Linked DNA regions of Homo sapiens: all the other regions are linked to region 1. The links are chromatin contacts, found by Hi-C or POLR2A ChIA-PET in ENCODE. All regions are on one chromosome and are shown on one strand. The core of a region is the stretch at or near the end of the contact, and the rest is flanking DNA. Distances in the headings are between cores, read along the strand shown. Region 1 holds the start of IFNGR1 (interferon gamma receptor 1). Region 2 has its middle 29 kb from the start of SIMALR. Region 3 overlaps MAP3K5 (mitogen-activated protein kinase kinase kinase 5). Region 4 overlaps MAP3K5 (mitogen-activated protein kinase kinase kinase 5).

The links. A loop is a pair of places that touch in the nucleus more often than their neighbours do. ChIA-PET counts read pairs that join two places held with the same protein, here RNA polymerase II (POLR2A). Pooled maps may share reads with other maps.
Region 2: a loop to region 1 is called in a pooled map, with 3 times the contacts of the local background. The contact joins the enhancer-like site here to the promoter of IFNGR1 in region 1. A Hi-C loop is called at or near these places in 5 of 50 pooled maps. POLR2A ChIA-PET finds 5 or more read pairs at or near these places in 2 of 52 experiments (H1 and HCT116).
Region 3: a pooled map shows a loop between it and region 1 (7-fold over the local background). The contact joins the enhancer-like site here to the promoter of IFNGR1 in region 1. A Hi-C loop is called at or near these places in 3 of 168 maps with a recorded cell type or tissue (aorta, ascending aorta and gastrocnemius medialis), 1 of 37 single-sample maps with no recorded cell type and 14 of 50 pooled maps.
Region 4: a pooled map shows a loop between it and region 1 (6-fold over the local background). The contact joins the enhancer-like site here to the promoter of IFNGR1 in region 1. A Hi-C loop is called at or near these places in 4 of 50 pooled maps.

Annotation. Positions count from the first base shown.
Region 1 is chr6:137,214,747-137,221,944 of GRCh38, forward strand. It overlaps IFNGR1 (interferon gamma receptor 1), which reads right to left and starts at 4,639. Exons shown (of 7, transcript NM_000416.3): 1 at 4,497-4,639. The coding sequence starts at 4,581. RefSeq lists enhancers at 2,779-2,838, 4,279-5,009, 4,860-5,109 and silencers at 3,820-3,869, 4,330-4,549, 4,590-4,819.
Region 2 is chr6:137,971,390-137,978,587 of GRCh38, forward strand. No RefSeq gene overlaps it. Among named protein-coding and RNA genes, the nearest start is that of SIMALR, 29 kb to the left of the region's middle. RefSeq lists an enhancer at 4,146-4,255. Within about 2 kb of position 4,427, at least 5 of the 41 ENCODE cell types and tissues checked have a DNase peak (open chromatin) inside an H3K27ac peak, as active enhancers do.
Region 3 is chr6:136,589,260-136,596,457 of GRCh38, forward strand. MAP3K5 (mitogen-activated protein kinase kinase kinase 5) reads right to left here. Exons shown (of 30, transcript NM_005923.4): 22 at 3,178-3,355; 23 at 2,914-3,082. Among named protein-coding and RNA genes, the nearest start is that of MAP3K5-AS1, 36 kb to the right of the region's middle. RefSeq lists an enhancer at 5,230-5,389. Within about 2 kb of position 4,197, at least 13 of the 41 ENCODE cell types and tissues checked have a DNase peak (open chromatin) inside an H3K27ac peak, as active enhancers do; they include ascending aorta, where a contact is called at or near this core.
Region 4 is chr6:136,644,330-136,651,527 of GRCh38, forward strand. MAP3K5 (mitogen-activated protein kinase kinase kinase 5) reads right to left here. Exons shown (of 30, transcript NM_005923.4): 11 at 6,655-6,762. It overlaps MAP3K5-AS1 (MAP3K5 antisense RNA 1), which reads left to right. Exons shown (of 3, transcript NR_125858.1): 3 at 3,443-3,869. Among named protein-coding and RNA genes, the nearest start is that of MAP3K5-AS1, 19 kb to the left of the region's middle. Within about 2 kb of position 3,247, at least 9 of the 41 ENCODE cell types and tissues checked have a DNase peak (open chromatin) inside an H3K27ac peak, as active enhancers do.

The sequences.
Region 1 (7,198 bases), core at 3,389-5,888:
ACTAATTCTCTTTTGGACTAACTCATTCTGAATTGAAAAACAGTTGAGGAAATGAAAAAACAATGCAGGCCTTTCCAGTCTACTAAAAAACCAAACTTTTTTGTCTGTTGGAAGAGATGGAAGAATGAGTTAGCTGCTGAGCCTGTTTTAAGTTTCTCATACTGATCTGGTTAAGTTTGTTTTTTTAAAAGCCAACACAATTTCTCACATATGACTAAGGGAATTTAATATTTAAAGATATATTTGTTAAAATAATAATGCACATTATTGAATAATCCCTAACATATTAAGTATTTACTACAAGACACACAGTGTGCTTACCTTTTTAATGCATTACCTCAGATACTCATCACATCCATCCCGTGAGGGAGACAATGTTACCATACATATTTTACCAATGAGAAAACAAAGGCTTAGAGAAGTTACGTAACTTGACAATATGCAAAGTTTTGTTGGTTTTCATTAAGAAAAATGCTTCCAACATCTTTGTGATCGTTTAATAAAATAAGGGGTAAATTACCTCCATATTTAAATTGGAATTGGAGAAGACTATTTTCTGGTGACTTCAAAAGCATCTGCTTCAGGTAATGTTTCCTGATTTTATTACATTATCACAATTATATTATGGCCACTGCAAAAGTTGAACAATGCATTAAAATGAATAATTTCTTAAAAATACACAAGACCTAAACAGATACCTAGTATTCTGATTACTATGCATTAGGATAATCTAAAATAAAGGCACCCCTTTAATAAGAAAATTACAAGTAAATTCCTTTCTGTTAGGAATTCACTTCATTCTGGTTCAAACCTCATTCTGATTCTTTGTTCAATCAAAATTGAACCATTAATTACTCATCTGGTTTGTAAAGCAACTTCACTACTGGTATGCTGCCAAATTTTGTAAGATAGCTGTTTATTACTTTTCTTTAGGTTTTCATACACAAACACACACACACACACAAACACACACACAAACACGAGAGACAGAGTCTTGCTCTGTTGCCCAAGCTGGAGTGCAGTGGTACAATCATGGCTCACTGCAGCCTAGACCTCCTGGGCTCAAGTGATCCTCCTACCTCAGCCTCCCCAGTAGCTAGGACTACAGGCACATGCCACCACACAGGGTTAATTTTTGTATTTTTTTGTAGAGATGGGTTTTGCCATGTTGCCCAGGCTGGTCTTGAACTTCTGGGCTCCAGTGATCCTTCCGCCGATGTGCTGGGATTACAGGCATGAGCCACTGCCCCCAGCCTAGGTTTTCTTTTAGATAGAACCAAAATATGGTCCTTTCAAAGTCTGTGTGAATTATGAATCAGAATAAAATGAAAAAGAAAATTTAATACCCTATTCAATAAATATAATTAAAAAGTATTATCCTGTGTATTTTGAATCTCTGAAATAACTATAGAATCCAAAGAAATAGTGAAAAATTTAAACAGTACTCAGAGCTTTATCCTAAAGTCAGATAATTAGTAGGAAGCATAGCTGATAAACTGTACAAGGTCAGTGAAGAGCCTTCCAGTTGGTGTGAAGTCCAGCCTAGCTCTTCAGCTATTACTCAGAGTGGGACACTCATCTGGATGAAGAAAGCCAGTGGCACACCCTGATTCACTTAAAAATATATACTACTTTTATGTGTAAAAGTGCATGAAGAGTGAAATACTACTGATTAAGTGGCACACACAGATTTTATTTTCACTTAAGAAGTATTAATGAAAGCCCATGAATGTAACACAATACATTCCTAAACACCTGGATTTCCTGGAGACTGACTATATCACCATATTCACTTGTCTGCTTCCCTGTTCTTACCAGGTCCTCTCATCTAAGATGAACTTCAACTATAGAGTCAAGCCCAGCAACAGTAAGAATAAGGCTGGGAAGCTAAGCAAGAGCCAGAGCATTGTTGGTTTCTTCCTACTTTGGAGATTTTGTGTTTTAAATTAACTTTAAAAGAACAGGGAACACAACAAAATCTAGAGAAATGCACTGAAAAATCTAGAGAAATGTGTTAGAAATGCACTTTAAAAAGAGGGCTCACTGAAACTAATGAAAAGCAAGGCCGGGGTGCTTGTCTCTTCTAGGGGAGTCAGGAAAGGCTTCACAAAAGTGACCCCAGTTTTAGAACGAGAGGTACAGAGACAAATTCAAAAGTTTCTGCAGAATATAGAAGGCTGCAGTTGATCTTCCCACGGGAGGCAGACAGGCAATCCTCCTCCCAGAGCAAGCTACAAGGACGTGCAAATTGTGCACTCACAGGGGTCACACGGTGCACTCATAGGGCCCCGTATTCAGAAGGAAGGGCCTGGCACTTGCTTTAACGCTATGCCTGCGCTAGCGTTATCCTCTTTCTCTGCTGACATCCAGTCAGAGGCCTACTAACTCTTCCTTCTAAATGTTCTGCTAACTGTCCTCTTCTCCACTTAAACTACTTATCGACTCCAACTTAAGCAGCAGCCTCCTAATGGGCCTTGTGTTTACCCTCAAACTATTTTATAAGATGACTGGTCTTTCTAAATGGCATGTCTGATCCTGCATAAAATCATTTCCCTTTGTAATTGATAATCCAATGATGTCAGCATTAGTAAATAATGACTGACTTCAGCAAGGCATAGTGGGTGTATTATTTTGTTGGCTCAACACCTGTACTTCAGGCACGCCATTCCGCTTCTTCTGGTAACCCAACCCAACCCTCTACGAGAATGTCCTTCCCATGCAAGCTGGCACCTGAACCTAGCTGGGCAAATCAGAGCCTTTCCCTGGCATTTTGTTAGAATGGAGGAGGCTGCAAGATGTCAAAACTCAGAAGCTGTCAGCATCCATGATTCCTGCCAAGTGTGGAAAGCTGTCAATACCCAGACAGAAATAAGAAATGGAGAGTCCTAGCAGTTTGGGTTCCTGGTTCTAGCCTCTTGAGACCCAGCTGGCATCTATAATTTTCTGTTTAACTCTGGTTTTTCTGAGACAATAAATTCCTCTTTTTGCTTAAGTTAATAAAGCTAGGTTTCTTGCTGGTACACATAATATGGCAATTCATTATTTGGTTCCTACTTCTCCACCTAACCTATCTCCTCCCCTTGTAAGCTCTCACACACACTTTACAATAGAACGCTTAATATTCCACGAATTCAACATGCTATCACACCTCTGCACCTCAGTCTCTGCACCTCTGGTTCCAACACTGGGGTCACCTTTGTGAAGTCTTCACTGACTTCCCTAAAAGAGACAAGCACCCCGCCTTGCTTTCCACTAGTCTGTGCCTAAGTGCAAGCTCTTACCGCAAAGTACTGCAACTGCCCATGTGGATGACTGACTAGAGCCTAGAAGAGCAGTTAAGAACTTGGACTCTGGAGCCAAATTGAGCAGCTCCCCACTGAGTGGCTATGACCTCTCTGCCAGTTGGGCAGGCCTCTCCGTAACTCAATTTCTCGTCCATAAAGAGAGAGACAAATAACGCCTACTCCAGAAGATTGTTGTGAACACAGAACCAAAACGTGGACCTTTCAAAGTCCCTATGAATCATAAATCATAATAAAAAAAAGAAAACTGAATTGAAAAGGTTTACTGTTTTCTCTGGAGCTCGTAATCACAATTACTCTGCACTTCAGAAAAGCCACCCTCAACATTTGTTTTCTAGGAAATGTCAATAAGCAGGTGGAAATAAAATGCTCCGAAGAACAAACCCGTACGAAGAGACCTACTGCCAAATCTGCTAGTGAGTGCCGGCAATCCACCACTTCCAGACTGAGACCTAAGACGGACTGCCACTTACTTCTCAGCTGCCACTTACTTCTCAGCTGGCGACATAATGCATACTTTCCTACCCTAAGCACTTTGAGTCCCCCCCCCCACCCCCGCTAAGAAAGAAGTATTTAAGCCACGAACTGAGACCACGATGCCACATGCTGATCAGGACACTCACAGTCATGCGTCACTTAACGATGGAGATCCGTTCTGAGAAATGGAGAAATGTCCCCTTAGGCAATTTCTTCGGGCAGTAGAAACCCAGACAAACCCAGATGACACAGCCTACTGCTCTTAGGTCATGAACCTGTACAGCCTGTCACTGCACTGAACACTGCAGGCAACCGTAGCATACTAGTGAGTATCTGCGTATCTAACCATAAAAAAAGGTACAGTAAGAAGACGATATTATAATCTTTGAGACCACGCTGTCCCACATTGACCAGCAACGTCCTTCTGCAGCGCATAATCGTATTTAAAAGTGGATTACAAGAGTCGGAAAAACAAGCGGCGTGATTTGTTGTGGCGGCAACCAGGGAAGAGGCAGGAGAAAGGCAACCGACGAGTTCAAACCACGGAGCCCCAGTCTCGCGACCCCACCTCGCGTCCCCGTCGCCCGCTCAGGGCCCGACGCAGGGGTCCCGGGCTAGGGCGACCTCGGAGAAGCGGGGCGGGGCTTCCCGGCTGGGGCGGATCCCTCCCTCCCTCTCGTCCCGACCCGGCCGCAGCCCTGCCGCGAACGACGGTACCTGAGGACGGCCCCAGATCCGCGGTGCCCATCTCAGCCCTGCTCACACCCTGCATGACAAGGGGTAGGAGAAAGAGGAGAGCCATGCTGCTACCGACGGTCGCTGGCTCCAACCCCGAGCGCCTGCGGGACCAGCCCAGCACTGCCCTCCAGCCCCGGCCTTACGTCACTTCCGTCACCGGGGTCTGTGCCGGCGTCGGCAGGAGGCGGGACCAGGGCGTGGGCGGGGTCAAGTCCGGGAAGCCGCAGGAGGCGGACTCAGGCGCAGCACCCAGCAGTGAGCACGGCGTCGTGCGGTCGGGACCTGGACTTCTGGGTGTGGGAGGAATTTGAGTGCAAAGGTTAAGGTCTTTCAACCTGGCACCCCATTCTGCAATTCTTCTTCCAGTTTTTTTCGGTTTCCTGGGGTTGTGCAAGTTTGCATTAGGCCACAGCCGAGCCACAATCCTTATTTTACTAACTCTTGGACTTCACCTGGTTGTCTTGGAGCCTGACATTTTTAGAAGAGAATGAGACTTCAAAAGCCATTTCCAGTCCCTGCTTTTTCATTTGAGGAACCTGAGACTTAGCTAGTGAAATGGTTTGTGCAGATTCCCACAGCCCAAATCAAATCGGCTTGACCAAGAACTACTTTGTTCTTGGAGAAAAAAACTATTTGCATTACCTTCTCAGCAATTCAGTGTCAAATCAGTTTATCAGGCAGCCTCTCATGAAGAGGTCTGCTCTCTTACCTCTCTGGGTTTGTCTGTTATTTTGCATCTCTCCTATTCCACTGCAGCCACATTGCTAAGTCCTTCAGCGCTTGTGCTCAAACATGCGAATGTCTAATGATCTCACCTGTTTCAATTCTCTGAGTATCATGAACTTTTGTTAAAAATTTTAAATTGCAACACACCTTCTCCTCCTCCTTACCCCGCCCTACTGTTTTTTCATGGCACTTTTCACCTTGCTGTACACTATAATATACACCTTGATATTTGTTTTCTTCTCCTTCTAAAATGTAAGCTCCGTAGAGCTGACATCTTTACTTGGCACTCAATTAGTATTTGTTGAGTGAAAGACTGCATGATTACTAGTGTTAAGGAAAATTTTTAAAGAGGGAAAATCCTTATAAAGACACTATATAAACTAGAGGTATTATCAGCCAGATCATTTTACTTGTATTAATAAATCTCTTAGCTCAGTACTTCTCAAACTTCAACATACATGTGAACCATCTGGGGATCTTGATAAAATGCAGATTTGGATTCAGTAGTTCTAATTCAGGTTGGGTCTTGAGATTTTGTATTTCGGACAAAATGCACAGGGGATGCTGGTGCCCCTTTCAACAGGACCACACTTTGAATCAGAAGAATTTAGCTCAATCTAGACTAAGTTTAGGGAGAATATTTCCTTTGATGTGTTTCTGATGTCCACTATATGAAAGACACCTTCTAGTCGTTGTAAGGATGCAAGGATAAATAACTGATCTTTACCGTTTAGGCGTCTATGGAGTAGGACAAAATATGATATCCAGTTTGTAAACATTTTTGTGGTACTTGTCACAGGCTGGGTTACCCTGGCAGTAAACTCTGAGGTCGAGATTAAGGTATAAGGCATTGATTGATTAGGGAGTGCTCTTGGAATAAACGTCTGTGAAGGGGAGGTGGAGGAAGCAGAGCGGAGGAAGAAGTTGATCTGTGATGCCATCCCAGTAAAGGCTCCCAAGGGGCGCTCTGGAGTTGGGATGGCCTTGTAAAGGTGTCTTGAGTTGGTATGAGGGGCTGGGTCTTAAAGCCCAGCACTGATTAGTCATTGAATACCAACTGTCATGATTTTGGGGCTGTCCATTTCTTTCATGGAGGCATTCCCCAGAGGAACGCTGACGGTTGAGGGTGTCTACTGGCAGCCCTCCTAGCATCAGGAAGGGGACAGAACCCAGTCTTCTGTTCCTGAGAGGGATCTGGGCAAGTTTCACAATCACAGCACCCACCACCCTACGTATCCTTCTGAAGACTTTGCTAGTTAGTCATTTGGAGACTAAATATATTTATTAATTGGGTGAATATTATCAAGTGATACTGTCTGTGACTGACATGACCAGGCACAGAGATAAAGACCTGAGCAAGACAGACATGGCCCCTGCCCTCACGGAGCTTACTGTCTACTGAGGGAGATAGCTGTTAAACAAGGAATTACACAAGTACTGAAATCGTGATCATCATTCCCAAGGAGAGCAATGGGAAGAGATTAAAGGAGTATAAACAGGAATTTAACTTAGTCTACATTTTAAAGAAAGTCTTTCTTTTCTTTTTTCTTTCTTTTGAGACAGGGTCTCACTCTGTCGTCTAGGCTGCAGTGCAGAGGCATGATCATAGCTTACTGCAGCCTCAAACTCCTGGGCCCAAATGATCCTCTTGCCCCAGCCTCCCAAATAGCTGGGACTACAGGTGTACACCACCATGCCTGGCTAATTTTTTTTTTTTTTTTTGAGACAGGGTCTGACTGTATCACCTAGCTGAGGTACAGTGGCACAATCTCAGCTGACTGCAACCTCCACCTCCCGGGCGCAAGCCATCCTTCCACCTCAGCCTCCCAAGTAGCTGGGACCACAGGCATTTTTTTGTGTCTTTTGTGGAGATGGGGTTTCACCATGTTGCCCAGGCTGATCTCAAACTCCTGAGCTCAAGCAATCCGCCCACCTTGGCCTCCCAAAGTGCTGGG
Region 2 (7,198 bases), core at 3,177-5,676, 760 kb after region 1:
AAAATCTGACCATCTCTCTTACTAATCTCCACTCACCCACTGACTCCACTCCAGCCATATTGCCTTTCTTGCTGTCCTGGAGATGCACCAGGTATATTCTTGCCTTTGCTAATCCTTCTGACTGGTGCACTCTTAGCCTTGATATTCTCATAGCTGACTCTTTCCCCTCTGTAAAGTGTGTTTACTATTATTCACTACTTGAGAATATTGAATTCTGCTCTAAAAGATGAGAAAAACAATGGGGTGGATGAAATTTCTAAGATTTGTTAAATATAGTATGTACCTTATAAGACATGTTAAAGAGAGATATAATGAATGAGATATAGGATTTGTAAACCACAAAATAATCAAGAGAGCTATCTCTATAAAGAAAGGGATAGAAGAACCAATGGTAAGGTATGGATCATACCACCTCCAGGCTGACAGCTGTGTCACCCCAAACTGCTTGCCCATGGATGATATGTATTGTGGTCCTTCCTCTGACGCCACATGTGTTCCGCCCAGCAGAATCAGAAAAAGCTCCCAGCTGCTCAACAGGCTAATAATATGAGCCACAGCTATTGACCAGGAGTGCTTGGTGCTGAGTCTCTCTAATAAAGCAAGTGTGCATTGGCCATAGGCACCTCTGTCTGCTGAGCTCCAAGTCTGGTCCTTATATCCTCACCATCGGGGGGAAGGCTAGGGGAGAGAAGGGAACACAGGAGGGGGACAAAAAGAAATAGGAAGAGTATATTAACAATGTGTAAGCCAGCATTCATATACTGTGGGTTCTACCTGCTTCTACCTCATTGCAAGTATTTCATATGTTAACTTACAGCATTTCTTTCCTCTTGCTTCTCATCATGTGTTTTAGGTTGATTTGATAATCTGCATGATTTGAACATCCTAATTTGGTCTGTGAGCCTCTGTTCCATGACAGAACAGCTTGCCTGGTACTTGGAGATTCCCATCTTGTTGAGGTAATTTCCCACGACAACCTCCTTCAAGTCTTTGCTTAAATGTCATCTTCTCAATGAGGCTGATGCTGAATGCCCTGCTTAAAAATGGCAGTTTTCCACTGTCAGCCCTCTTAGCCCACTGTGTTATTTTTCCTTTTTCAAATTATTTTCCAACATATATAATTTACTTGTGTATTACAGTCATTGCTTATTGTCTGCTGATGTTGATGTTGGAGCTGATGTTGATTTTCCCACCTTTGTAAACTGTGAACACCTCAGCACCATACTATTTCCTTCACTCAGGCCTGGTGTGTGACAACACCACAACAAATATTTCTGAGCACCCACAGTGTTCCAGGCACTGTTCTGGGAATGTGGGCTATCACCGAATAAAACTCCCAGAGCTTATCCTGAGATAAACTCTTCAGGTTTGTCTGTTTTATTCGATGATAGCCTACATTTCTTGAACAGTGCCTGGAACACAGTAGGCGCTCAAAAATATTTGTTGTGGTGGTGTCACACACCAGCCCTGAGTGAAGGAAATGACATAGTGATGAGGTGCTCACAGTTTATGAAGATGGGAAAATCAACATCAACTCCAACGCCAAGCAACAACAGTGATGAAAAGTTTACACTGCATAGCCCCAGGAAAGGTGGAACAAACCATGGGTAATTTCAGTACAAAAGACAGGAATAAAAGGAAACCCTAATAACCATCTTTGGACATATGGTAAAAATGTTTAATGTTTCTTGTCTCTCATTTCTAGCAGACTTATAAAAAATAGATTTTTAATTGGTGTTATCAGATTAATTTCTAATAAACATTATTTTCTAAACTGAAGATTGCAAATTCCACTGCTTAGAGGGGCTAAGCAAATAATTAAGAGAAGAAAGAAGAGGGTAAAAGAATAGGGCATGATGTGGATACTGGTGAACTGGAAAATCCAGACCCCGTTCATGAGAATAACTCCTCCTTGGCTTCAGCCAAGAGTCGAGACTCAGGAATGTAGGCCTGATGTTGCCACATCTTTTTGTTCAAGAATGTTCAGAAATCCAAATTCTTCCCCCCGCAAACTTTCCAATTTTTAAAACTTGAGCCAAACAAAATACATTATTTTGGCCTTCCAATTGATGACCGCTGGGTTGTATTCAAGGCCCCTGCCCTCTGTTGTCAGCTTCCTTTTTTAGCCTGCATCACTCTCCTTTCTCAACATAGGTCTTCCTCTCCTTGTAGCCATCTTTATCTGATTAGTCAGTTCAGGCTTCTATAACAAATGATTGCAGACTGGTGGCTTCAAAACAAACATTTATTTATTGCAGTTCTAGAGGGTGGGAAGTCCAAGATCAATATGCTGGAGGATCTGGTGTCAGGTGACGGCCTGCATCCTGGTTTGCAGATGGCGGTCTTCTCATTGTATCCTCATATGGCAAAGAGTTGGAGCAGGGGGTGGAGGATGGTGCTAGCTCTTCTTATAAGAACACTAATCCCATAATGAAGGCTCCAACCTCCTGACATAATTACTTCGCAAATGCTCCCTCTCCCAATACCATTACATTAGGGCTACGGTTTCAAATATAAATTTTGGGGGGAACAAACATGCAGTTAATAATAAAACCCTATTCCGGCAGCACCCTTGTGCGGCCAGTGTTCCATTGAAGATTGCCGCTTTATGCCACAGAACCCATCTCATCCCATCTCTCCAATCCTCGGTTCTTTAAATACATACAGATCAAGACCCATCATATCCTCATAATTTCTCAGACCACTCTTATCTACAGCAATGCATCTTAACAATTTTTATGGCTTTTGGATTAAATCATCTATTGCCTTATGACATTGGACAACTTTCCTATGTACGTGTATTGTTTCCCCAACTAGATTGTAAGATTTTCAAGGGTTAGTGGCCAGTACTAGAGCACATACAGTTGTTGGTGTTAGAAAGATTGGGTTTTAATCTGGTTTTGCTATCTATTAATGTAACATTGAGTTAGTGATTAAACTTCTCTCAGCCTCAGTTTTTTTCTCTATAAAATGCAAATAATATTTCTCCATAGAGATGTTGCAAACTTTAAATGAAATGAATAGAACATGGACATCTTGATGAATAAGAAAAGTACCTGGCAATTAACAACGTAATTGTTTTTATTTCTGTAAAAATTCTTACTGCTTTTCATCCCCTGTGATGCTTTGTGTAAGTTTTTGCCCAACAGAATATTTATAATAAGCATATGTTGTTTTCTGATTCATATAAGAGAACGTTGTCTTTGCTACAATAAGGGCATTTTATGCCTGGATTTAATGTTTGGAAATCTCCAACATAGATTTGAAGAGCACACATATCTCTGATGATTCAATAACAATTTTGCCCATAAACAGGACAGTAAGACAGAGAAAACTTTCAGAATTTCCTTCATTCTTGTAATTAGAGTTTATCTAAAACACTGGTTCTCAAATGGAGGAAGAGGGGAGTTTGCTCCCCAGAGGACATTCAGCAATGTCTGGACACATTTTTGGATGTCACAACTGAAGGACGTTACTAGCACTGAGCGGATAGAGAGAGGCCAGGGATTCTGCTAAATATCCTACCATAAGAAGAACAGCTCCCTGCCCCCTAAAAAAAGAATTATTTGGCCCAAGATGTCATTATCGCCAAGGCTGAAAAACCGATCACCATTCCTAAGATCTCTCCCATCCCAGAACTCCCTGCTAAGTCAAATTAATTAGACTGAGGAGAGAGCAAGTTGGTGACGGACCTGAAGAATAGCCCACGTAAGTGGTGGCTGGTCAGTGCAGAGTCAAGCCGCCAGCTCTGGAAGATCTCTTCCCAGCTTGCAGACTTCTGGAAGCGCTGAACTGGAGGCAGCCTTCTCGTTTCCATCACAGGAAGCCATTGCTGTCAATGTGTGTCTGAATACCGTTTATTCCCTTCTTGAGTAATTTCACTTATTTCCCTACACAATGTAAACATGGAAACCAACATTAATGACCTCTTTGAAGGATATTGAAAAAAATCAGTTTTGAATGCAAGCTGGGAATTATGCTAATGTAAGACTTACTTAAAGGGACTAGAAAACTTTGTAAATGTAAATTCATTCTCATAGTTTCCCAAAGAGACAACTGCTTTCATAAGAAGGTCAAATGTCTGTCTTGCACTCACACATCGAGGCTGTGAATAAATGTGGTTATAGCACTGGTTTCCTCCCTCGGAAACTTCCTACATCAGCAGCTTGGTTCTTTTCTTTAGTTAAATATGATCTAGTTGGAGGTGAAGTGTTTTTCTTTTTGCTTTTACTTTCTTTTTAAATTGCTTTCCCTCCCTCAATTTCTCCAGCCCTTTTTTCATCTTTTACTTCATTGCTTTCTCTCATACTTTATTCCTTCCTTTCTTTACAGTTGTAGGAACAAGAAGAAAAATTCTCAGTTATGTTTGCTTTCCAGGCCTCTATTCATTAATACCTGGGCTTTAAAAGGTTTTTTTTCTCTTCTCTTTTATAACATCATGCTGCCATCCTGTGGCAAATTTAAATATTCAGCTAGTCAAAGAAATGCAGCGTTCAAAAATCACTTAAATACCTGAAAATACACAACCATGCAGTTGGAGCCTCAGTCGACCAAGAGTGGATGCCATCTAACATTGTGATTTAAATCCCAAGGCCCAAAGCTATATTTCTCTTTTCCCTGAAGGCTGTGATTTCTCCCAGGAAGGAGGCATACTTTATTTCCAAACTGAGTATAGAAAAATCCAAGTATAGAACAAATTTGGTACGTAGGCCTATGGCATGTTTGAGGTCCTGAGAAGGAACTTCTGTGGTTTTGAGTGTTTAGAGTGATTTTCTCTCAAGTCGCTGGTGCAGATTCAAGATCTGCTATATTAACATGAGGGAACTGCCCAGGTCAGTCGTGGCGTTGATGTCAACCTACATGAGTAGCCAAAAGTCAAATACTTTGGGAAAGACAGAACACAACACAAAAAAGTTAGGGTGATTATTTTTAAAGATCAAAATAGTATTTGCTCAATAAACAAAGCAAATGTCTATTCCATTCTTGTAGCGGGGGTGTGTATCCTCACAAAATGCACAGTTGATATTTAATAAAAGTTCTCAACCATCTGGATTCCTCAAATGATGCTAGACCTCAAACCCAGCAGGTCCAAGATGGAATTCATTCATCCACTTTCTCATTACCAGCCCCCACATATCACCACACTCACAAGTGTGCACTCACACTCACACACACACCCTATGTCAGGAAATGGCATTACCACCACCCAGCTCCTCAAAGCAAAACTCTAGGTGGCCTCCCTGAAACTACCCCCCACCCACCCCACAATCCAGCACTAAGTCCCTTTAACTTTGCCTCTTAATCTCCTCCTTCCTGTCCCCTTCATCCCAGCCTCATTGCTGTAACCCTAGTCCAAGTGACCAACATCTCTGGCCTAGTTTAGAAGCCTCCTTTCCCATCCTGCCTCCCTACACACACAGACACAAACATATGCACATACACACACACAGACATACACAACATAGTCTCCACACTGCAGCCAGAAGATCTCTTTAAAATACAGATCTGACCACGTTACTGTCTTTAAGTCCTTCAAGAGCCTCCCTTGTCCTCAGATTAAAGTCCAAAACCTCTACCCTGGCCCTGAATCCCTGTCTGCCTCCCCAGCCCCTTTTGCCCCATCTATATTTGGTTATTTAAAGCAATCTCTATTTTCCCTGTTACGAGAAGGTAGACGTTATGGACATTGTGTTTGCTACATAGTTAATGCATTGACTTAACCTACCTCTACACATAGCTTTGAGCAAACGTGAGAGAATAGAATATTAGCATGAGGAAGACAATTGGCTCACTGCCCCAGGTTCCAGGTAAGCACCAGACCCAGCCTGGGGCACTTGCTGAGGGTCCCTTAGCTGGTCTAATGGCAGACGTGGAATTAAAGTCCAGTTATTCCAACAACCAACTCTGAGCACTCTCTGTGGTATAAGGAGGGGTGGGACGGGTGTTTCCTTTGGCGCACATGTTGAAGTGAATAAGGGTTGGGGAATTGGGTGCAAGTCTGGTTCTCAGTGCTTTCATTAGCCTGAATCACCTGCTGTTTCCCTCTGCTTGCTTTCTTTTTGTTTGTTTGTTTGTTTGTTTGTTTGAGACAGAGTCTCACTCTGTTGCCAGACTGGAATGCAGGCTCACTGCAACCTCTGCCGCCTTGGTTCAAACGATTCCCCTGCCTCAGCCTCCCAAGTAGCTGGGATTACAGGCGCCCACCACCAAGCCCAGCTAATTTTTGTATTTTTAGTAGAGATGGGGTTTCACCCATGTTGGCCAGGCTGGTCTCAAATTCTTGACCTCAGGCGATCCACCCTCCCAAAGTGCTGGGAGGATTACAGGTGTGAGCCACCGCGCCCGGCTTGCTTGGCTTTTTAACTCTGAGTTCTGTGGCACTCTTTGTTTAGAAACCCTAAACAGTTCGATTCTATGATTGTGTCGTTTTAGGGTGACCATTACAGAGTGGTTTTGATATGCTCCAGAGAAAGGAAAGAGAAAGAAAACTAATGTTGTTATTCCCAGAGTTCACAGCCATTCTAAAACATTTGTTACTCTCCGCAGTCCAAAGATGAGGAAACTTCTTACTTCTCTGGACCAAAATATCCTCATCTTGGACTGGGGAGAGCAACAGATGTTTTTAGATACCAATCTTGATCTCCAGGGAGTGTGTGTCAGACCTCACAGATGGAATGAGGGGCTCTTAGGAGACATTGCGGGGAGTGGGAGACTATCTGATTTTTGCTATTGAATTTGGTCTTGGGAATTGGCTAAAAGCAGAATTTTCCATTCCCCATCACAGGCAGAAGCACAAACCATAAGCTGGACCAAAATTATACAAACTTTTGTTAGGATTCTAGAAACTCTGTACTATGCTAATTTTTGTTATCTGTATTATATTTGTTACTTGTCTTACATATTTGTGATAAGCAATAATTCCTTTAAAATCAAAAGGACCTAATGACTTATCTTCTGAGATGACTAGGAAGGGAGGGAACGTGGGGAAGGAGGGGACCTGGCCCTCAAGGGACAGTAAAGATAAGGAGGACTGAGTCACCGGAGCCTGCTGTAAAGGAAGAACGAAAGAGCCTAGAGGTATGTGCTTGAAAAGAGGCCCTGGGCTGAGTAAGAAGCAGAAAAGCTGTATGAAGTTCTCTGACAGGTGCAGGGCTGATGAGGGAGTCACTGTGGTTCACACCTGGGTGGGAACAACTAA
Region 3 (7,198 bases), core at 2,947-5,446, 630 kb before region 1:
AGGACACAGGGAGGGAAGAAGCTATGTGCAGTAGTCCACAGTGATCATGAAGGACAGGTAGAGGCCACGGCAAGGGAGGCAGGTAGATGAGTTCCCAGTACCCATTGAACTAAAAGAGGATGAGAAGTGTCATACCAGGGACTGAGTGTGTCTGTGGGAGGTTGTATCCACAAGAAGCTTGGGGCTGAGGGAAATCCATTTTTCTCCTGGTGCATATTTGGGAAGGGGATTCTTCCTTGTGTTTGTACACAGAATTCCAGGGAACACATTTTCCCAGGTATTATGGTTCTGTGTCCTCCAAATTCGTATGTTGAAGCCCTAACACTCAATGGGATATATTTGGAGACAGGGCCTCAAAAGGGATAATTAGGACTAAGTGAGGTCGTAAGGGTGGGGCCCTAATCCAATTGAACTGATGTTTCTGGTGTCCGTATCAGAAGAGGAAGAGACACCAGGGCTGCAAGTGCACCAGAAAAGGCCATATGAGCACATGATAATAAGAAGGTGGCCATCTGCAAGCTAAGCAGATAGGCCTCAGGAGAAACCAAACCTGCCAACCCCTTGATCCTGGACTTTCAGCCTCCAGAACTGTGAGAAAATACATTTCTGTTGTGTAAGCCACCCAGTATGTGACAGTTTGTTATGGTTGCTTGCCCTGGTTTGGATGTGATTTGTCCTGTCAAAATTCATGTTGAACTTTAATAGCCAATGTAATGATACTGAGAGGTGGCAGAGTCTTTAAAGAGGCATTTGGGTCATGAGGCTCATGAAGGGATTAATGCAGTTAATGTAGTTCTCAACAGACTGGGTTAGTTCTCAGGAAAGCAAGATGTCATAAAGCCAGTTGGCTCTCCTTGTCTCTCTCTTTTTTCCACTCAAGCCCCACTGCCTTTCTACTTTCTACCACGAGTTGAAGCAGCATGAGGCCCTCACCAGATGCAGATGGGCCACTGGATCTTGGACTTCCTAGCCTCCAGAACCATGAGCCCAAATAAACCTCTTTTCTTTATAAATTACTGAGTCTCATGTATTCTATTATAGCAACAGAAAATGGACTAAAACACAGCCCTAGCAAACTATTATACCAAGGAATGATAGGTTCACTGACAAGCTTTTGTTTTCTTCAGAGTACATATGGCCTTCTAAACTATTACATACAGCAGATCCTCAAATAACACTGTTTTGCCCAATGTTGTTTCCTTCTAACCTTGATGAGAAAAAAAAGAATTGATTCCTGGTAGGGGCCACTGTCTGTGTGGAGTTTGCACATTTTCTTTTCTTTTTCTTTTTTTTTTTTTTGAGACAGAGTCTCCCTCTGTCGCCCAGGCTGGAGTGCAGTGGCGCGATCTCAGCTCACTGCAAGCTCCGCCTCCAGGGTTCACGCCATTCTCCTGCCTCAGACTCCCACGTAGCTGGGACTACAGGCGCCCGCCATCACGCCTGGCTAATTTTTTGTATTTTTAGTAGAGATGGGGTTTCACCGTGTTAGCCAGGATGGTCTCGATCTCCTGACCTCGTGATCCACCCGCCTCAGCCTCCCAAAGTGCTGGGATTACAGGCATGAGCCATCACACCTGGCAAATTTGCACATTTTCTCAATGTCTGTGTGGCCTTACCTGGGGTACTCTGGTGATATGGTTTGGCTGTGTCCCCACCCAAATCTCATCTTGAATTGTAGCTCCCATAATCCCCATGTGTCATGGGAGGGACCAAGTGGGAGGTAACTGAATCATGGGGGTGGGTCTTTCCTGTGATGTTCTCATGATAGTGAATAAGTCTCATGAGATCTGATGGTTTTACAAATGGGAATTCCCCTGCACAAGCTCTCTTGCCTGCCGCCACGTAAGATGTGACTTTGCTCCTCATTCACCTTCCACCATGATTGTGAGGCCTCCCCAGCCATGTGGAACTGTGAATCAGTTAAACTTCTTTCCTTTATAAATTACCCAGTCTCAGGTATGTCTTTATTAGTAGCATGAGAACAGACTAATACATATAGTTTCCTCCGCATCCCAAGGATGTGCACGTTAGGTTCATTTGTGTGTCTACGTGGTCTCAGTGTGGGTGTGTGTGTGTATGTACCCTGCAGTGGAATAGTGTCCTTTCCAGGGCGGGTGCCCGCCTGGTACTGAGCTGCCAGAATAGGCTCTGGCCACCCATGGCCTTGAACTGGGTAGATAGTTATCTTGTTTTTATTCATCTTTCTTAAATGTATATAGAGTTCACATTTATTTCAATGTAGAATATTAGAAGTGTTTTAGTCTTTATTTAGGAGTTTGGTCATGTTTTTGTGACCAGAAATATGCCATAGGAACTTAACTCTTGTTTATGTCAATTAGTCTACGGCAAAACTGGTTTGGTTATATGTAATTTTGCTTCAGTCACAGTTTCCAAGGACTTATCAACTACATTAAGTGAAGACTCACTACAATTTACTTCCCTTTGCCCTTCACCCTCCTTTTAAATATAACCTTACAAGCTCAGGGGTTCTGTTGTATTTGCTGATGTTTCCCAAATGCTGAGAGGAGCGACTGGCAGGTAGCCTCATGCTAATGTCAGAATTAGCAACTCACATGGCTTAATGTGTGTTTATTGATGGAATGAATAAACAAATGAATGAAGAGTAAAAGAGGCTTGTAGGGGCTATTTGGAATGTCACCAATGTGAAAAATTTGCTTCTGACTTAAAAATAGCTTATGTTCAAAAATGCAATGAAAAAATCATTTCCCTATTTTCATATTAATATATTCCCTACCATAGGGTTTGCCTTCTTTTTTCCTGTGGGGTAGGTTTATCATGATGATCACTACAGGTTCCTCTTGCCTTTCACATCATCTGTGACAGCTGCAGGCGGTTAGGACACAGATAAAATATGTAACCTTTGGGAAATGAAGCACCTGGGAGAGGATTTACCTGAGCTAAAGATTCCATTAGGTTTCTCACAATTTTGTCTTGGTCTTCCGTCAGGATCCTGTGAAGGGTAGCTCGCCTCTCACTGTCCTTCCTCAGCATGAAGAATCCAGAATCTTTTTCTTCAGGGGAAGGAGGAGCACTGTGATCTTCAAAATTCTCATCTGGAATGCTGAGAAAATTTATGCAGCATAAATCACAGTTCCCTTTATAAAATGACACACTTAACAACACACTTCTCTCACCCCAAGTAAGTCAGGTCTTTACCCCAAAAAGAGTGTCCGAATTCCCTTGACATCTCTTTCTCCGCAGGACTTGGCTCTTGTTTTGAAAGAGAAGGGGTCCACTTTCAACTCCGTGTCGGGTGAAACTGAGCCGTACTCACTGCTGCTGCTGGTGTCCTCCACCAGCACAGGTACCGGCAAGGATATACTCCTGAGATATTCTGCTTGTGATGAGAGGAGGGAAAAGATAATTGACACTTTAAAAAATGTACACATACTGAAACACCCATTGAAAGAGGCCATATTCTTTGTCAAATATCTTGTTGCAATGAGCAGCATAATTATGCTATGTAAGGGAACGGTCATGTGTTATGACTGCCTCCCTTGCTCAGCATAACCCATACAGCAGGGTAGCCAGGAAAGGGCCTCCCAGGCCCTGGGAGGGATATCTCTGGGGTACCAAAACAGTCAAGGAAGCCCAAGTTCAGTGGGTCTACTGAGGGTCTGATCCCCTCATTTTTACTGACTACTAATTATTTCTATTTATGGGTCTCAGTTTTCATATTTATCAAATTCAGGGTCAGATTGATAATCTTTAAGCCTGTTCTTCAGGGGCTTAAGTGTCTCCATTAGCATCTTGGGGCTGCCTTGGTTGGGATGAGTGAGTGGGATGCTGTAGGTCTAGACCACAGGTTCCAATCCTGTTATACCTGAAACCAGAGAAAATATGCTGACTGTCATATATCACAGTTCTGCTTAAGGATTCATATAAAAAAGGATTCATCACTGAAAACAAATTTTGGAAACAGATGGACTAGATGATCTCTTAGGTCTGTCCTGGTTCTCAGATACTATGATTCTCTAGTAGACATGAGCTGCTTCTTTATTTGGATGGAGAATAAGACAGTGGAGTTGCCTATATTTCCTCAAACATTGGTTTTAAAGAAAGCTTCATAGGTTGCTCTGGGTGTCAACATCTTTCCAGCAGATGGGGAAGAAAGAGTAGGAGGATCTCATAGGAAGTTTTTATGAATCATGCTTGGGTGAGTTGCCACTCGGGCCCACCATCCATTGCCCAAGCCTCAGTCCACCAGCCACAGTTACTTGCCAGGAGGCTGGGAAACCCCAGAAGGAAAAGGAAACAGGTCTGGAGGACAGCTAGTCAGTCTCTGTATATGTATGCCTGAACAGTTCACAGAAAGAAAAACACAAAAAGCTCCCAAATGTATATAAAACTTCTCAGCCTCACTCCTAATGAGAGAAACGGGTATCTGAATCACAATAAAATACTGTCCATGATCTATCCTATGGACAGATATGCAAAAAAAAAAAAAAAAAAGAAAGTGGTTTTTGCCAGAAACATCTTTATCAAACACACATCCTAATGCTACAAAAGCATTTTAATAAAGAATGAAGGTATAAAATTATAGAAAAGGAAATCCACTGTTGCCTGGAATCTCCTTCTTACTTAATTCCTCTTGGGCTGAACTGAATCAACTGCCCTGATCTCAAGGATAGGGGACTCATGACATTGGTTTCAGCTGTAGCGAGAAAGACGGAAGTACATACAGCTTTCAGGAACAGCTGACCTCGGGGGAAACCACCTTACTGGTCAGTAACTGGAAAGTCTCCCCAGGATGAATTGGTTGACTTATCTGCTGTTATTTAAATAGTTCTGTAGCTGAATCACTAGAAGGCAGGAAGCAAGAGGAAGCCACAAAGAGTTGCTGAATTGACCAATTAAGTACCAGTATGCAAATGATATATGGCAGGGGAAATGCCTGGCATGTATTGTTTCCACATATTCTGGAGCAGCTCATGGGCCTAGCATTTCACGGACCATATTTTGGGCAGTGCTGCTACAGCAGAAAGGAAATGGGTGACCTCTTCCTTGCTGGTAATAGTAAGGTTGTCTGAGAGAAGAAAGGTTTGAAGGGGGGCCCAAACACCAAACTGCTTTTGAGTCATTCCTGGGGAAGGTCAAGGTCTATAGTGTGCCTTGTTTCACTTTAGAGTCAACATCTCGCTATTTGGGGGGAACGGACTTTAGAACAGAAAAAAATAGCTGCTTGGGAGAAAGAGTTTCACTGCTATGAGATGTCAAGTCCCTAAAGTTAAATGTTACTGATGGAAGAATACAGCTGAAGAAGAGCTCTTGGCTTGACTGAGTAGCTGATCTCTTTACAAGAAGGGATACAAGCCCTGCAGTGGAACTCACTGCTGATCCTTCAGACTTGGTGAGTTTCTTCACCAGCCCATTTTTATGAGATGCATGCCACACTCAGAAACGGAGGTGTGCATCATTCATATTTCAAAGACAAAATTGTTGTTTCTTGGGAGTAAAGAGACTAGTACAGACTAGACTAGAAGAGTACAAGATGAGGGATTCCTATCGTGTGTTTCCGTGTTTGTGTGTGTGTGTGTGTGTGGTAAATGTATGTGTATCTAAAGAAGAGAAGGAGTAAGGACTTGAATTATCCTGTATTTTGGCTTTTTGGTCATATCATGTGGTTTGATTATCCAGTAATGAGAGGACTTGTGTCACGCCTGTGAATTTTAACGTTGCTGTGACTACCGACTGCCTAAAAGGAGGCCTAATGAGGTAAAACTGTATATGCTTAAGGATGGAACCGAGTGCCTGTCACTATGGCTCGTTAAGGAAATAAAGGGACTTACAGATATTCTGCATGTTCTATGTGCAGAGCCCTGATTCCCTCCTCGGTTTGATTTTATTTTATTTTTGAGACAGAGTCACACTATTTTGCTCAGGCTGGAGTGCAGTGGCATGATCTTGGCTCACTACAACCTCCGCCTCCTAGGTTCAAGTGATTTTCCTGCCTCAGCCTCCCAAGTAGCTGGGATTACAGGCATGTGCCACCACCCCTGGCTAATTTTTGTATAGGGTTTCGCCATGTCGGCCAGGCTGGTCTCAAACTCCTGACATCAAGTAATCCACCTGCTTCGGCCTCCCAAAGTTCTGGGATTACAGGTGTTGAGCCACCGCACCCGGCCTGCTTGATTTTAAATGAGTGAACCTGATTCTAGATTGAGTCCCCTTCTCTATTAGGCACATGCATTCATTCATCCAACATACAGTTGTGGATCATCTACTATATGTCAGGTAGCCAGCAGGAGTTGCTGATGGACTGGAGTGAAGAGTGTGAAAAGGAAGAATCAAAAATGACTCCAAAGTAGAATTCTGGCCTAAGAAACTGAATGGATGCATATCGTACTTATATTCTAAGATGAGAAATAATACAGGCCAAAAAGGAAAGTTCTTTTTAGTGGATAAGGGGTGTTATTTGACAGTTCAGTTTGAAAAATGAAGACGGCAATTGGGCGGCTGGGCGCGGTGGCTCACGGCTGTAATCCCAGCACTTTGGGAGGCTGAGGCAGGAGGATTATCTCATGTTGGGAGTTCAAGACACCAACATGGTGAAACCTCGCTTCTACTAAAAATACAAAAATTAGCCTGACATGGTGGTGTGTGCCTGTAGTGACAGCTACTCAGGAGGCTGAGGCAGGAGAATTGCTTGAACCCAGGAGGCGGAAGTTGCAGTGAGCCAAGATCATGCCACTGCACTCCAGCCGCCAGCAAGACTCCATCTAAAAAAGAAAAAAGCAATTGGATATGAGTCTGGAGCTCAGAAGACTGGGCTAGATAGAACCTCAGCAGCCTACCTGGCTGGAGATGGTATTTAAAGTAAAGGATGACATAATTTGGGGAAAGATAAAAAGACAGCATAGACCCGGCCCTTAAGAATGCCAATATTTAGAGGAAAAGAAGGGGATGAACAGGCAGCCAAGGAGAATGACAAGGAGCAGCCATGAGGTTGGAGGAAAACAGAGAAAATGGGGTGTCATGGAAGCCCACACAGGAGAGGGCGAAAGTAAGAGAGAACAGTCATCCAGGCTGAGAGCCACTGAGAAGTTGAGTAGGTTGAGAAAGGCACTTGTTGGATTTGGCTAAAGAGATCTCATTAGATCTTGGCCAGAGCAGGCCCAGTGATCGCGTGGAAGGGGAGACGCTACATGGGTGGGAAGGAAGAGGTGGAGATCTGGAG
Region 4 (7,198 bases), core at 1,997-4,496, 570 kb before region 1:
CAAGGAGGCGCTGATGAGCTGTAAAGCCAACAGGTAGTTTAAAGGCTCCTGGGATCTGTCTGGGAATCAGGGAAAACAGCAAGGCCAAACGCAGCGCTAGCTATAATTAGCCCCAACAGGCCTCAAACCAACACTCAACCTAATTTAATCAGCACAAGCACCATTTTCTAGGAACGGGTTAGCCTCAGATCCCAGGCCCCAGTTAGGGCTAGAATAGGAGCTGGAAGTTAATACTGTATTGACTGAAGGTGGCAGGAGTTATACTGTAGTAGGCACTGTCAGCTCCCTCAGCAACTGTCATTCCATCCTTCTCCTCTGCTGACAAAAAAATAAATTTTGCCCAGGTTCAGGTGGCAATGTTTATGAATGGTGAAACTGATTAGTCTAAATTGGCCACGGTAAGTCCATTTGCCTTGCTGGGGATGGGTGTAAGCATGGTCATGTGATACAACTTATGGTATAAAGGAGAGGGCTTGGCCCTCCTCCCCGGGATGCCGCCTGTGTGAGGTGCTTCTTGGAATAGCTAGCTACTTAAGAACATGAGACTAACACCAAGAGTACGCAGAGAAGCCAGAATTCAGAATCCTGATGCTGAAACTACCCTCAGAATCACCCCACCTCAAAATTTATTTTTTTCCATCCAGGCTGGAGTGTAGTGGGGTAATCATAGCTCACTACAGCCTGGATCTCCTAGGCTCAAGCAATCCTCCCGCCTCAGCCTCCCAAGCAGCTGGGACTACAGGCACATATCACCAAACCTGGTTAATTTTTTTAAATTTTTTTGTAGAGACGGGGGTCTTGCTACATTGCTCAGGCTGGTCTTGAACTCCTGGCCTCAAGCAATCCTCCTGCTCTGGCCTCCCAAATTGCTGGGATTACAGGTGTGAGTCACCATGCTCGGCCTGTAATTTCTTGTAATATGAAATACCATTTCTTTATTTAAGCTGCTTTTGGCAGGGAGTTTGTAGCAGAAAGCATCCTTGGTGGATGACAGCATCAAATCATCTTAATCTAGAATCAGGGGTAAGCATGTTTCCCTCATAAATTTCCTGGGCCTTCTGTGAGTGGCCACTGGCTGGAGCTGAAGTGAGGGAGGAGAGTCAGCACTTAGTCCTCCACTAGGCCCCTGCCTTTGCTTGATAATCCGTGAGGTAGGCCAAGGGTGCCCAAACTTCAACCCCCAAAAGGGGGGGAAATTCTAAATAACCATTTAAAACGCCCTGCAAATAACTTCTCTCTTCCTCAATCTTAAGTTTTTCTTTCATTGTACACATGCAGACTTTCTTCAAGGACTAACTTACTTTTCAGCAGCAACCATTCATTCAACAAATAGAGAACTGTTAAAAGATCGGGATTTCAATTAATTTTACCCCTGAATGTAGAGTAGCTCTCTCTAAGAGTCCTTGGGAATTGGTATATAATGTGCTTCAAGTTTTGAAAGTTGCAGTATAAAGTATATACTAGCTCACAGAGCTATTTATTCCATATGTTAGAATAAAAATAGTGAGAGGAGTGACTAAAGAAATAAACATGATAAATGAAAAGCTACATTCTCTATTCTAATTTTAGGAAAAATTTTTAAACATTCTGTGATAAAAACAACCCATTTTTAGTTTAACATAAGACCTATTAAACTGGTTGCTTCTCTGTTATTTATAGTTGTTTTAAAGTAACATGGTAATAATAAAGTTTTTTTGTTTTTATTGCTTGTCCTCCTTCCAATTTTACCACTTTTATTTTAAAAAATTGAGAAAATGGTAGTGATAATGAATACACTATGGATAGAATCAGGGTTTGCAAAGAAATTGACATAAATTCAGAATGGAAACTGATACAAGAAAGCTTCAATTTTTGAACAAGGAGAATTTTTTAGCACTAAAAGTTATAGGAAATAAGGACAACATAAATAAAATTCCTCCTGATCAAAAGATGGTGAAAATGGAAAATGGACAGTACATAACTTAAATTTGTAACCCTATTTAATGCACTTGTTTATATCCTAATATATATCCTAATATTTCTTAGCATAATATAAAAATTGTCTCTATGATTGTCACAAAACATAAGAGAATGAAAACGAGGCTCACTTTACTGAGCAAAGAACCTCCAGGAAGGAGAAAACAATAACAAATTGCTGGAAATAGTACTCATTTTCCAAAAATCTCTGGCTTACTTTCTGTTCTTTTTCTGTCTTCCAAATTCTTCTGGCTCTCTACTCATTCTCTAGGCCTTGCTAATCGCTAATTCCTCTAGCCTCACTCTGTTTCCAAGTGTCCTTGGATAACCTTGCTCTTTTCAATCAAGCCTTTGAAAATCTCCTCCTCCAGTCCTGCTCTCGTCTCCATAATGTTCATGTCTCCTAACTGTTCTTAGTTTTTGTAGTTTCCACTGGATGATTAGTGTATCTCAGCTTGTGAGAACATGTATGTGTATACTTGCATACATGCAAAACAATATAAATATTGCACTGCACTTTAAAGCAATATCACTAACATGTATATAGACAGTTATATTGATTATTCCCAATTTTGCCACTGGATGATTCCACTTGGAGTCTTGCCATTAGTTTCAACTAAACACGTCCAAAATGAAATTCCTCATGATTCCTCTACAACTCAGGTTTTCCTTCTAAAAATCCTACCACCTTTATCAATGCAATCAAAACTTGAGTCACCTTACACTTACTCCCTCTTTTTAATCCTTCTTCCTAATTTGTGATTAAGTTGTATACTTTTCTTTCCAAATCAAATCATCTGTCCCTTTGCAGTCACAATTGTATTATTCCACTCTAGGATCTCTACCTGCCTCATATCTAGCTAGTTCCTCTAACAGTCTTCTCTGTGACCCTCCAGAGCCTCAGACTTCAGAAATCAAATGTCAAGACCAGATCAGTCTTATAGCTACACTAGCAACCATTATGGAGCACTTGTTCCAAGCCACTTAGCACTGTGCTAAATGATTTCCATTCATCCTCTCACTTAATCTTCACAACAATTCTATGAGGTACTGTTATTCTCATTTTACATACATGGCAACTAAAGCATGAGGAGTTGAAGCGCATGCCTAGGCCACGAAGCATGCAAGAGCTAACATCAACCTTCACACCTATGCACTTTGATGCTGACCCTGGGTTCATAATTCACATTCTGTTCTGCCTTCCTGCCAGCTCTCAGATTTTCAGAAACGTCAGTGACATCCTGTTTCCTACCGACACATGTTTAAAATTCTTCTTCCTAGCTTACATAGCACTCTAGAGTTTTATGTCATCCTGCCCAACCAATCATATCTCCCACCTCCCTCAACACGTTTCCCCTTGTAGAATGAGTCAGACTCTGCCGGCCCCTGAACGTCCCATGCTTGCTTTCACTTTGGTGCCTTGGTTGGAATTCTGCCTTATTCTTCTAATCTAGTTTGTCTTCCCGTGTTCATTTATCTCTTCTAGTTCTACCCACAGCCAAAGTCCAGGTTCCACCTCCTTTAGCAAGCCTTCTCGAAGGACTCCATGCCTCACTGATCTTCCTCCTCACTGAACGCCACAGACCAAGAACCCATAATGTCCTCCTCAGGAACCAGCACAGTCCCAAAGTCCACAGAACTCAAAAGAACGCTGGTAGATTGATTTGCTCTACCATCATCTCAACAGTGCTTTCCTCGGGTGTAGCATGATGCATTTTAACACAATTAAAATGACATGTTAGAAATGTTGCTGATGGGGTTGCTGGGGCAATGACTTCTTTCAAAGTCTTCCCTCTATTTACTGCACTCATGGAAGTGAGTCTCATGGGAAGCTATGTCTTAGCTGAAAGCCTGTCTTCAAAGTCCTTTGGCAAGGAAGTTTTCTGTTATGAATAAATTAGTATCACAAGTAACTTTTTCAAGTGTTTTTCCATACAATTGACACTTCTAATAATGAAAAAGAATCAAGCTTCTGACTCTGCACACAGTGGCAAATATTGGCATGTGTAATCTGGGGCCTGTTGGGTGAAGATCCTTAAGTTACCACAACCTATTGGTAGAGTGTCTCTAAATTTTGGATGTAGCCAGTCCCAAACTGACTTGTAAAAGTGTCAGCTTGGACAGTGTTTCACAAACTGGGATTGGAGAAAGACCACAGTTCTGAAAGATGCTGCTCGGTATTGCTCAGTGCTACTAGATGGACTTGGTGTTGAGAGCATGAGAATGGATGTTTTTCTCCATGCTTATTATGTAATTTCATGTTGCCAACATTTAGTGTGCCTGCTAAAATACTAAGTTACAAGACTTAACGTGACCAACTTTATCTAAACATAGAACAAATTAAAATATAAATAACATGCATTCTGGGTGCTGCTTAGTATCTATTCATTTTAAACACAAGATACTGCCCTTCCTAGAAACTATAGCACCGGGACTGGTGATTTCTTGCCACTCTGGTAGAGGTCACAGGGCCTGGCCATGATTGACATCCAGGAAGGATCTGTCCCAGCTGATTTGGACACATCAAAGCACGGGACATTCTTCTTGCTAGATTATGGACATGCTGTGTTGTTTTCCTGTTGAACTTCCTAAGGTGGTGGTTCACATACGTGAGGTCTGAAAGTCTACCTCATAGAATTGTCCTCAGTAGGTCTGACATGCAGATTAGGAATCTGCAATTTATTTTATTTTATTTATTTTTTGAGATAGAGTCTTGCTCTGTCGCCCAGGCTGGAGTGCAGTGGCACAATTTTGGCTCACTGCAACCTCTGCCTCCCGGGTTCCAGCAATTCTCCTGCCTCAGCCTCCTGAGTAGTGGGGATTACAGGCAAGTGCCACCACGCCCGGCTAATTTTTGTATTTTTAGTAGAGATGGGGTTTCACCATGTTGGCCAGGCTGATCTCGAACTCCTGACCTCAAGTGATCCACCCACCTTGGCCTCCCAAAGTGCTGGGATTATAGGCATGAGCCACTGTGCCCAGCTGGAATCTGCCATTTAATTAAACCAGCTCCCTGGGTGACTCTAATGCTGGTGTTCCAGGGAACCACATCTTGAAAAGCAGCATCCCCAGGAACCAGCTTAGCCATAAAGTCAAGGATGTAATAATTCTTGAGCTACTACAATTGAGTAATTACTATGTTTACATCCCTATTAAAGTTGTTATCAACCATGGGTGCACATCAGAATCATGGATAAATCTTCATAAAAATGCATGTGTCCAAGCTTCACTCTAAGTATAAAGGATTCCAACTAAGTCGGTCTCCTGGGATCCAGGGTATTGCAGATAATTCTGATGCAGAGCCAGGTTTGTGCCCCAGTTCAACACCAACAACCTCCCAAATGATTACTCCCATGCCATTTAAAGGGCAAAGCAGGGTTAAACTCTGGGGTTTCAAAGTTAGGATTTAGTCCACATAATATGCACACTGCAGTGATTTATAATTGTTTTTGTTGTTACTGTAGTTAAGATATATTGAACATCTATTATATGCCAGGCTCTGTGAAATGCACTCTACCAAATTATTTCATTTAACCTTCACAACAGCCTTTTGAGATGGATATTATTATCTCATTCTACAGATGAGGACACCATAGCTTGGAGAAGCCAAGTTGCCCAAGGGCAGTGGTGGGATTTGAATCCAGGTCTATTGACTCAAGTCTACATGTAAAAAACTGCAAGCCCATACTCCCAAATTTACTTCCTGCTTCCACTTCCTGCTTTATTTTTCCCTTCTCACCATTGAATATACCTATACATTTATTTATTGCTTTATTGCCCTATCTGAGTGGAAAGCAAGCACCATGGAGGCAGGAACTTCACTCATTTTGGACACAGCTGTTTCCCTAGGGTCTAACACCGTGTCTGGTAGTGCCTGATCCAGAGTAAGTGCTCAATAAACATTTATTAAATGAGTAAGTTGATGAATGATGGTTAAATAAAATTATAAGGGCATTCTGGGAAACAGTTACGAGAAAGAAAATAAATGAACTATTTTTCCACAAGACTTCTCTCATTTCTGTTGGTTTATCCTGTGGACTGAAGCCAGGTCCTGAAAATGTCTGTTTGTAAAAAATAGTAGGATGATTTGCACATGCATTAAAACTGATGAATATAGAAGTGGAAAGGCTTATCCACATGACTGCTATGAGCGGAAGTGAGACTGTTTTAAGATCTTTCTCAAAATAGGTGGTCGCACAGCCCACCTCACTTTGTGCACAGCACACTGAGTCAGTGGCTAATCTGAGATTTGGCAACTACTTAGATAACAAAACAGCTAGATGTAATGATAACTATAATGGTACCAGTGTAAGATTAAAAGTGGCATCATTCTGACAGGCTTCCTAAAATTAACATATGCATCTTTTATGTCACGTATTTTAAGTATTAGTTCTTCGGTGCATAACTTACGGCATGAATTTACAAAAGAGAAATATTCCAATTCTGAGTATGCTTTGGATGGTTATGCCATCTATAATAAAAATCCAAATAGTTCAATTATATTTTATTAATACTGATAAAAATTCATAATTCAAATTTAACAAGTTTTATAATACGGAATGCATTTATGCCAAGACAGACACACAGCTGAGCTATTTCTTCTTAACTAACACAGACATTTGCTGGAGTATGTAAATGCTAGAAGGGTGTAAAGTCCCTTGTTACTAATGCTCTTGTGTTAATAACTGCACAATTTACCTTGTCATCAGGAAGCACGTGCCAAATAGAGATTGTCTTTTCCTCAACTTCATTGTTGATAGACAAATAAGAAGGTTGATAGATTTTGGTTGGTTCTAATATTAATACCTTGAAAAGATACGGCAAAGAAACTAATATCAGTGACTTAAGACTGAAACCACTTAGAGCTGCTATAACACCCCAGCACCAACGTAGAGGATTATTGCATGAGCTTCTGAATCTGTTCCTGGAGTAAACCATTTCAACTTCTGATTGCTGTTATTCCTATAAATCCTTCAAGCATTTTACATTATTTATCAATTATCATAAGGTTCAATAATGCATCACCTTGTATTGCTAATAAGGTTAGAAATAAATTTTTGAAGTCCATACATGGGTTCAGCTATCCTCAGGGAATCTACTAGTGATAACTTTAAAAAATCTTCTATTTTATCATGTACTACATAAGCTATTTCTATAAATATAAATGTGTCAAAGAAAGACAGAAAAGGTCCATACATAGAATGTCACATCCTTATTTTAGTTTTTCTGCTATCACACTTTA